Regions from separate parts of the Mus musculus genome. Here region 1 is linked to region 2. The links are chromatin contacts, found by POLR2A ChIA-PET in ENCODE. All regions are on one chromosome and are shown on one strand. The core of a region is the stretch at or near the end of the contact, and the rest is flanking DNA. Distances in the headings are between cores, read along the strand shown.

Evidence for each region. ChIA-PET counts read pairs that join two places held with the same protein, here RNA polymerase II (POLR2A).
Region 1: POLR2A ChIA-PET joins it to region 2 with 14 read pairs in embryonic stem cell. The contact joins the promoter of Ucp2 here to the promoter of Coa4 in region 2. POLR2A ChIA-PET finds 5 or more read pairs at or near these places in 4 of 5 experiments (Patski and embryonic stem cell).

Annotation. Positions count from the first base shown.
Region 1 is chr7:100,491,317-100,496,396 of GRCm38, reverse strand. It overlaps Ucp2 (uncoupling protein 2 (mitochondrial, proton carrier)), which reads right to left and starts at 3,039. Exons shown (of 8, transcript NM_011671.5): 1 at 2,932-3,039; 2 at 2,022-2,183.
Region 2 is chr7:100,533,317-100,538,781 of GRCm38, reverse strand. Coa4 (cytochrome c oxidase assembly factor 4) reads right to left here and starts at 1,682. Exons shown (of 2, transcript NM_183270.2): 1 at 1,590-1,682. It overlaps Gm39058 (a long non-coding RNA gene), which reads left to right and starts at 1,663. Exons shown (of 2, transcript XR_869836.2): 1 at 1,663-1,978; 2 at 3,071-3,191.

The DNA.
Region 1 (5,080 bases), core at 1,790-4,289, 44 kb after region 2:
TAGGACAAGACTATCAGAGCAGGACCTGGCAGGCAAACCCCTCAGTCTTTTGCTCTGGGATCCTAAACAGGAGAGGTCCTGTCTGGTATGTAATTATGAAGGGAGACATGAGACACCTTGATGAATTCCATCCTAGCAGCCCCCACCCAGCTTGGGCCCCATTCAGGTTTACAGATGGACGCTGCCTACCCCTGCAGGCTCATGGCCAGGCACTGGGCAAGGCACCTGGCCAGCCAGGTTGCCTGTTTGTTTTCCTCCAGTGTCGGGAAATGCTCAGTTATCTGTGGTTCGATGGGAGGCACAGCTCACAGCTATGCAGAAAAGATACAGGAAACGAAAAGGTCCATTTTGTTCTTTGAGCTGGAACACCACCCTCCTCTAAGGCCTAGGAGGAAGTGAGCCCAGCACCCAGCGGGGGTGGGGTGGGGTGGGGGTGGGGAGGGTGAACTGCTTCTTCTTCTTCCCTAGTTTCACTTCTCCGCTTTCATTGGAGCAATCGCTCTGAGCCCATCTTGATTGGCTGCCTGTGTTGCTGGGGCAGAGGAGGAAAGCCCTAGCGGGTGGAGGGAGGATGTGGCGGTAGTCACCTGTGAACACAGACAGCCATGGAAACAAAACAGCTCACCCAGGCTGGGACAAACAGGGACATCAGAGGGACTCACCATGACAACAGGCTCAAGGGCGCCTCTAGGAAAAGCCTGACTTCAGTCAGGAGTCTGGGCCCCTGGAGCTCAGGGAGAATAGGAGTCAATGTCTAGGTGAAGGTGCTCCCTGACTCCTCACGGGGGAGTCTTCTCCCAGGTAGTGCTCCCCACTCCGACTCCACTGAGAAATCCTGACAGCAGCCTGGAAGGCACCTGCCCTCCCTGGGTCCCCGTTAAACGGGAGAGCTCAGAACCATGTCCACAGGCTCACTGTCTGCCCAGCCCCGCGGTGCCTCATGTCTCCCGGTTTTTCTCAGTCTCGGGCTCAGATAAGGCCCTTCACAATGGAAGCCCTTTCTGACCAATTAAACAGTTCTGAGACGCTCTGGGCAGACCTCCTCTGTAGGTATTAGTGCATGAGTCTGATGCAGGCCTGTCTAATCATGAGCTAAGTGGTAGAATGTTGTGAAGTCCAGAAAGACGAGGTCTCAGTTGCTGCCAGATCAAAAACATGTGGCTCAGCTGCCAGTTGCTGCCAGATCAAAAACATGTGGCTCAGCTGCCATTGTGAATGCAGCGTAGGGTTTGCCAAAGGTCGGGTCCTCGAGGGTTGGGACCAGAGGCAAAGATCACCTGTACTAAAGGTTTCTATGACTAAAACGCAGGCCTAGAAAGATAATCCTGTCAGGCACGGTCTGCATCTAAAGCTCCAGGGCAGCCGAAGAGAGGTCCTGAGATCCCGACCCAAAATGAACCAACAAAAACAGAATCCACTTTATAGGACCGGACAACCACTGGAGGCAATAAAAAAACAACACCCAATTTCTAATCTCATTCACAGGGACATCAAAAGCTAGGACAAAAGAAAAAAAAAAAAAAGAATGGAAGCTCAGACCAGCAAGATGGCTCAGTGGGTAAGGGTGCTTGCCATTGGGACACAGATGGTAGGAGGCCTGAGTTGTCTTCTGACCTTCATGTGCGTGCCACAGCACCCGTGTGCCTTTACATAAACGTGCATGCACACACATGCACACGTGAGCACACACGTGAGCACACATACACACCACATACACACACACCATAACACACACACACACACACACACACACACACACACACACACCATAAGCTTCTGCCCCAGCTCTGCTGTTGACTGCCAAGGCCACCTGGAACCAGTCCCCACCCCACTCAGGTTCTCCCCTTATACACTGGGGTCCGCCATCTTTACGGGCCAGAAGGTGATCAGGGATGAAGAAGGGGATTGCTGAGCTGTGAAGAGGCTCTCATCAGGGTGGGAGGAGGGGAATTTTTATTGTCTTGCTGAGCAGCCCTAGGCCCCAGGCCTGAGAGAAGGCTTCCTTAGCCGGGACTCCTTACCTGGAGGCTGCTTTGAGGTCTCAGGCTGAGGCCTCCAAGGTCAAGCTTCTCTAAAGGTGTCTCGTTCTTCAAAGCTGCCGGTGGCTACCATGGCCCGATCCCCTCGATTTTCCATAGAAAATGGCTGGGAGACGAAACACTTAAAGTTCATACTATTGTGTCCTGTGGGGGAGAGGAAGGAAGCCAAGTTTAGAAAGGAAGATTGTCTTTGCAGGACCACCGCCCTGCAAGGAAGGGTCATCTGTCACACAAGTCCTTTCAGACAGCCTTGCTGGGAGGGACCCATGCAAGGCTCAGTTCTCACTCAGAGCAGCCAGGGTCTAGGGGAAGAACTCAGGAGTCTTTACTCCCACACGTTGGCTCACTTCCAAATTTGTTTCTCAGACAGTTATGTAGACAGGCAGCTGTGCTGTGCCTGGGGGATACAGTCACAAAACTGTTGAGTGGAGCATTATATCTATTTGTGTTGAATCAGGATAAGGCAGGTCCAGTCTCCCTGTGTCCCTACTTCCACCTCCGGCAGGCAGCCACATAAGATAGTGTAACAAAGGCCAAACAAACTCCAAGGCTCCTCCAGGCACAAACAACCCTTGATACAAGAACAGGCTTTAGGGCACATGGCCCAGAGCCTCCTGGTGACAGTCATTCTGATCTTCGCTGACGTGAAAGCCCCTTCCCCCACCCCGCCCGGGTCAGGCTGGGAACATCGAGGCTGAGGGGAAGAAGTAAAGAGATGAAGGTTTTAACCTTCGACCAACTGGACGTCAGAGGCAAATAACAAAGGGCGTATTTAGGAGGAAAGAAACCTAGAGAGGGCAAATTAGGACTCCAGGGAAGGGAAAAGAAAGAGAAAAGACAGATGGAGTGGGAGAGAGCAGGTGCGGCCAGCGAAGGGATGGGGCACGCTCACCGGACCGCAGGAGAACACAGGAGTGCAGAAGGCTGTGTCCGACGGCGGGAGAGTGGTGGCTGCCCAGGAAGCTGGCGACCCGACGACACCGAGGGCGGAACTGACAGTAGCTGCGAACCCGCGCCTACAGAACTTAAGTCTAGAGGGCGTGGTCGGGGCGTGGCGTGACGAGGCGGAGCCAGGGCGGCCCACGCCCCCGGGTGAGGAGGCGTTTCCATCTGTGGTTGCCTGAAACCCCTAGGTCCCCCCAGAGGCTCCAGTCTCAGATCTTCCCCTTCTATTCCCGGGGCAGACAATCTCTTTGTGAGGACAGGCAGACTGACTGGCCAGCTGCTCTGGATCGCGACCCCTTACCCCTTCAAGTCTCCCCTCCCCCTCCCTGCAAGGCACCTGGGGACCGGGCGGAGCGCGGGCTTCGGGGACCGGAACAAACCCGGGTGTGGTGACGGGGCAAGGCTGGCGTTCCCGCCTTCTGCCGCTCCCAGTCAGGTCCCGGGGGACACTGGCACCTAACGGCTGGAGTGGGGCGAGAACACCTGGCCTCCCCTCCCCTCTGCACCGAGTGCAGCCAGGCTGGCGCCCCGCAAGGAAGAGGGCAGGGCAGAGCCTCGCCTGTTGCACTCCAGCCCAGCGAGGACAAACTCAGCAGGTGGACGGGACCTCAGCGAGATAATGGCCACGTAGGAGTGGGGGACGTGAAAGCAATACTTGGGCCCTGTGTCGGGGACTAACGTGCATTGTGGGGGTAGGAAGCAGGTCTCAATTTGCCTCAATTTGTGTTCAAGCTTTGGTACTCTCCGTCGGTTTCTTCTTTTGTTTTTATCCTCCTTAGCCCCGGAGTTTTAAGAGATTAGATCAGGGCGTGGAACCCTTTTTGCTTGCCTAGGAATTAGGCGCCCAAGAGCAGGAAGCCGGGGACCAGGGGTCCGAATATACTATAATAGAAGCTCAAGTAGGTTTGGGCTGCTGTGGAAAGTGCAGTGGGAGGAGGGGGCTGGGTGAACGTTTGTGGAAAGCAATTACTATGCATCAGGTAGGCGGCGCAGGCACCTAACGATAATCTTTCCAGGTCATCATTAACCATTATTTTCCAGAACAAGAAAGTGTGAGAGGCCCCAGACCTTAATAGGACCCCAGACCTTAGCACATCTGACTCCATGATGGAAGTACCATTCAACTGTAAAACTCAGCACACAGACAGAACCATCAATGTCCATCGTTCTGGAAAAATCTCTAAATGTACTGATCTTACCTTTTGGCTTCTGTGGTTCCACTACTGGCTAACTTGTTTTGTTAGCTGAAGTATGTCACCCTAAAACATGGGTTTTGTGCTTAAAAACGTACCCAGGAAAGGATCCTGAACACCCAGTGTGGCTTTATTAGCCAGCTGGCTTACTTTAAACAAGACTAGATAAAATAAACCTTCACTATCAAGTGGCAAAACCCCATAGCTGGTGGGTGGATAGTGATCCCAACATAGCTGGTGGTGATCTTACAAAGCTGACAGTACTCTACTCTGCCCATTGCTCACTCGCAATGCACCCAATAAACCACTCTTTTAAAAAATTGGTGAAGGGGCTGGTGAGATGGCTCCGTGGGTAAGAGCACTGATTGCTCTTTCGAAGGTCCTGAGTTCAAATCCCAGCAACCACATGGTGGCTCACAACCATCCAGAATGAGAGCTGACACCCTCTTCTGGTGTTTCTACAGTGTACTTATATATAGTTATAAATAAATTTTTGGACTCGGAGCGAGTGGAGCCGGAGTAAGCAGAGGTCCTGAGTTCAGTTCCCAGCAACCATGTGATAGCTCACAACCATCTGTACAGCTACACTGTACTCATATACATAAAATAAATAAATCTTTTTTAAAAATTGGTCAAATAAGAATTAAAAGATGTGGGGCTAGAGACAGCTCAATGGTTAAGAGCACTGACTGCTTTTCCACAATCATCTGTAATGGGATTTGATGCCCTCTTCTGGTGTGTCAGAAGAGAGTAGCAGTATACTCACATATATAAAATAAATAAATCTAAAAAAAAGAATTAAAAGATGCATTTTCTCATAGATGAATGTGTGAATTATTATGGGGATGGCTAAAACTCTATTCAGTATACTACACTGCATATACCACTACTGAAAAATAACTT
Region 2 (5,465 bases), core at 433-2,932:
GGAGATGTCATTTCTGATCTACCTCAAAACAAAACAAGCAAACAAAAAAACCCAAGCAAAGAAACAGCCTTTCTTCTTCTCTTCAGAAGAGTAAGGTTGAACACTTGGAAGACAGCCCAAGTACATGCAGGTTTGACTGGTGGGGGGAACTGAGGAGCTCAGTGTAGCTGTAGCATAAATCACGTGGAGGCTGAGGCAAAAGATGGGTCTGTGTGGTATGAGGCTGTTTAGTCAGCAATATCCAAATGTGAGCTTATTTGCCCAGACTGCTTCCCAAAGATCATCTGTTTCAGAACCCTACAGAATGCAGCAAGAGAGAACCCTACAGAATGCAGCAAGAGAGAACTCAGGAAAGGCTTCAATAGAGATAACTTCAACCTTTGCAAAAAGTTTGTTACGACGGGGTATAAAGGCGCTAAATGCCTCTTTTCTGTCTTATTCATTAATAGGTGGTTACTGTGTTGTGTGTTGGCTACTATATTAAGAGTATACAAGGGCTGGTGAGATGGCTCAGTGGGTAAGAGCACCCGACTGCTCTTCCGAAGATCGGAAGTTCAAATCCCAGCAACCACATGGTGGCTCACAACCACCCGTAATGAGATCCGATGCCCTCTTCTGGTACGTCTGAAGACAGCTACAGTGTACTTTACATATAATAAATAAATAAATCTTTAAAAAAAAAAAAAAGAGTATACAAACAAGACCAAGCTAGAGACAATTCCTGCCCTCATGGAGTTTACAATCTAGGCAAGTAAACTGGAAGTTTACAACAGTATGTACAGACAGCTGGGAAAACGAGGCAGGTCTAATCTGTCAAGACTTTCTAGAGAACCTGACTTCCAGGATGAAACTCAAGGATGAATGAGTTAGCCAAACATGGGAAAACTATTTCTGGCTAGAGGTAGACACATGAGAGGAATCACAAGTTCGATGACTGGGCTGAAAATGTAGTTTGGTAGTAGTACAAATGTCCAACGTGGAAAAGTAAATTGAATTTGATTCTCAGCCTCGTAAAACACTTCAGTAACTGGAGAAACCAGAAGAGCAGGAAATGAAAATTGGCAGAAATAAGTAAATGATTGATCAGCAAAGCTTTGCAGCCCATGTTAGGAGTTTAAGACTATTATCATGAGGAAAAGGGGTAGGTCACAAGACGATTTAAGCACTTCTCTATATAAACCTCACCGCTACGGAGGCACAATAAAAGGGTAAATGTCTTTGCCTGGAGACCTGTATTATTAGGTAGGGCCGTCAACAAATCATACACACACACACACACACACACACACACACACAAAATAAAATCGCTTTAAGATTCACTAGGTAGACTTTGTAAATAGCACTGCAGTATATGTCCAATACATGTTGTCCTCGGTACTCCTTGAATAAAATGAGTTCAACCCATGCTTAGAAATAAGGGCAGGCTAGATGCCTGACAGCTTGGCAAGGCCTTCTAGTAAGGCATGACAAGGAAGAGGAAGGAGAGAAATACAGGCATCCAAGTCCCCTGAAGCACCTCTCCCAGTTTCAGGAGCACTCCCGCCGTCCCCACTGTGCATCCGGTGTAGGGATGCGTGCGCAGTGCTCACCCGCAGGTGCAGAAGAGCGTGCGAGCGCGTTCCGCCCCAGACGCGGGGATTCGTAGGCAATAAGGACGCCCCCTGTTCTCTCCGCAGGAAGCCGACCCAGCGGGAGCACACACGCGGAAGAACAGAGCCCTCTGCAATTCCCATTGGTGAACTCTCCGTGTAGAGCCCGCCTTCAGCCCGCCTCTTCCGGGAAAGGGCGGAAGGAGCGGACCAATGGAGACCGGATCCTAGGGAAGGCACCTTGGATCGTTCTGAGAGACTGTGTACACACCCTCAGGTGACTCCAGGCCACCTGAGAGTGACGGAGGAGGCGGGTAGCCATTATGCCTTTTCATCAGCAAGAGCTCTGACTGGACCCATGTCTGAAGTGTTACCGCATGGGTTGCCAAGTAAGCTGAAGGGCACAGGATCCAGAAAAGGAATTTCAAATGGGACATTTTTCATTCCCAAGTAAAACAAAGAAACATGTATGCACAGTGTGTCCCATGCCATAACTAGGATCTAGAATGCCCTAATTGCTGAAGTGAAAGGAAGAGGCATTTTCTATTTACATTTGTGTATTTATGTGTGGCGTTGAGGTACACGTGTGGAGAGCAGAGAACAGCAAGAATTGATTCTGTCCTAACATGTGGGTCCTGGTCTTGAACTCAGGTTGTATGGTGGCTGGCAACTTTACTCAGGAACCATCTTGCAGGGGCCAAGGGATTGATCTTTCCTCACTCTGCCTGCCTTCTCTTCCCCACTTTCATTGACAGTGCACACAAGCTCCCTGGAGACCCTTTTCTTAACTTTCCATCTCTCTAGGCTTCAGGGTGGAAAGTGAGTTATTGCACCTAGCCATATCCAGACAACTCTAATCCTCTTTTACCTCTGAATGGCATTCTGTGTCATTCCTGACCATTGAATTCTCTCTCTCTCTCTCTCTCTCTCTCTCTCTCTCACACACACACACACAATCAACCTTCCTAAATTCTGTGAGAAAAGCTCATTTTATTGATTATCTGTCATTTCACATACCATTATTATGTTTTGTATCTATTTTTGGTTTTGTTTTGGGTATTTTATTTGTATTTGGGGGGATAGGGTCTCACTATGTAGCAGTAGCTACTGTGTGTAGTAGCTAGCCTTGAATATGTAGTTCAGGCTGGCCTCAAGCTTGTGGCTTTCCTGCCTTAGCTCTCCGAGTGTTGCAATGACAAGTGTGTGCCACCGGGACCAACCTTGAAGCTTAGTTCTTTACTATGATAAGTGAAGATCATCACACATATTTATGATAAATACATATAGATCATCAAGCATATATGTACTTATATATGTATTTACCATATATGTGTATTTATCATATATCTATGTCTGGTGATTTTCACCTGTCATCAGAGAAGATAAAATTCTACTTTATAACCAGTAAACAAGATAAAATTACTTTAGCAACTTTCTCTACATATAATGAACTTCACCTCTAAAACTTTTTTTTGAAACAGGATTTCTCTGTGTAGCCCTGGCTATCCTGGAACTTGATCTATAGACTAGGCTGAACTCAGTCTCCAAGATCTTCCTTCCACTGTCTACCAAGTGCTGGGATTAAAGGCATGTGCCACCACAGCCTGGCTTTGTGGTTTGATTTATAGTCAGTCTTTCATTGTATTTCCTCCAAAGTCAGTTTGCTTTCCTCAGTTTCAACTGACTTCCAATATAGGTATGTGGGGTGTGTGTGTGTGTGTGTGTGTGGTGGTGGTGGTGGTGGTGTTCCTATGGGTCAATTACATAAGTGTATCATCTGTACAGATGCCTAAATTGGGTCTTCAAAGAGATAAATATGAAAGTTATTTATTTATTATTTTTGAGACAAGGTCTCACTATGTTGCCCTGTCAGGCCTGAAATGTTCTAGATCAAGCTAGCCTTGAATTCACAAACATCCACCTGCCTTTACTGCCAAAGTGCTGGGATCAAAACTGCCCTAACTTACCCGCAAGTTTTTATTTTTGAGACATTCTTTTGTGATGTACAAGGAAACCATCCATCATTTGGCAGCCTGTTTGCCAAGGAACTGGTCTGGATAGGGTCCCAGAGCTTACAGCTTTAGAAGGATTTACTGTGGATAACAGGCAAGCTTTATGTCCTGTAAATGGCACAGCACTGAGAACTGGTCCTACCATATAGCTCCTTCGGATAGCTACATGATCCTGATGCTCTCCAAGTCATTGGTAGACTCAGCAAAGGTGTGCCTTTGACGGTAATGTTCCGCCATGCCTGTTTATGTGGTGCTGGGGATACAAGGCAGGGCTTCAGGTAAGCACTCTGTCGTCTGCTCTGCTCAGCACTGCTCAGTTTTGTTTGTTTGTTTAAATAGCAGATAGTTGAAAGGAAAGTTAAGAAGCAGGCAGTTGGTTGTCTGCTTCCCTCTCAGCTGTTAACTGCTTTCTAGGGCTTGTCATCACCCTAGAAATGTATGTAAGCTCTGCTGCATACGTACAGCCATTGCCATCCTCATCAAGGACCCTGATGCTTCTCTAAGGGACTGTGCCATTACCACCCACATCTGCCTCATTGACCCACATCTGCCTCGTTGACCATGCCCCTGGCTCTGCTTCTGAGGGATTCTGCATACCAGACTTCATGGCAGGGCCCAGGTCCTTGGTTGATTTAGTTCCTTCAGACAGCAGGCTGTCATCTTTGAATTCTGCAGTCTGCTCTCCAGTGAATTGGTCAGCCATGCTATGAAGGCTATAGGATTCTGAGACGCAACCACACAATCACTTGGCATGCATCCCTGGATTTAGCTTCCTCCTTCTGCCCTCAGTTCCTCTTGAGCCCGTAGTTATTTTTGCTTTTTGTTTTACAAGCACACACCAGTATACAGAATCTTTTTGTTTGGTTGGTTGGTTTTTTTTTTTTTTTTTTTTTGGTTTTTCGAGACAGGGTTTCTCTGTATAGCCCTGGCTGCCCTGGAACTCACTTTGTAAATCAGGCTGGCCTCGAACTCAGAAATCCGCCTGCTCTGCCTCCCGAGTGCTGGGATTAAAGGCATGCGCCACCATGCCCGGCTGAGTATACAGAATCTTATATTTACTTCTAAATGAAATTGAATTTCCATTTATTTACACTAGCTATTGGTGCAAGCTATGCCTATGATTTTTAATTTTCTCATAGCCACATTAATTAAAAGATGGGCCAGGGAGATGACTCAGTGTGTAAAGACACTTGCCACCAAATCTGATGACCCAAGGACTTAAAAAAGGTTGTTCTCTGAAATCCACATTGAGTTGTGCATATTCGTGCATTCCAGAACACACACAATTTTTTTTTTTTTTTTTTTTTTTTTTTTTTTTTTTTTTACTTTTTTGGTTTTTCCAGGCCATTTCTCTATGTAGCCCTGCCTGTGACAGGACTTGCTGGCCAGTTTTCAAGCAGGCTGGCCTCAAACTCAAGAGATCTGCCTCCTAAGTATTGGAATTAAAGGCATGTGCCTCCACCCCCAGCTCCAGTGCTAAGTTTGCCATGGGTGGGTTCAGTGTTTACAGTTGAATGTTCATTTCCTGCCTGCTGTGAGCCACTTTGCTGTTTGCTTTTGCTCTGTGGTCTGTTAAACTGAAGACCCATCCTTATGCAGAAGTGTCAGATCCTAGGAAATAAACGGAACTCGACTCTGACTTTTCTCTCCATTCCTGTCCTCTTACTGCCCTTCTTGGTCTGCATCGGTTTGCTGACTTCTGCAGCTTTTCTTTAACCTTCCCCGGCAGCACAACATCAGAAGCAGCTCAGCCTCTGTCTCCCTCCATAGTTTACTTAGAACTAAAGCTGATTTGTGAGTCTGGGGAGTCAGCAACAAGCACCGCTTCTTGAAATCGATCACATAATTAGCCCCAAAGCTCTTC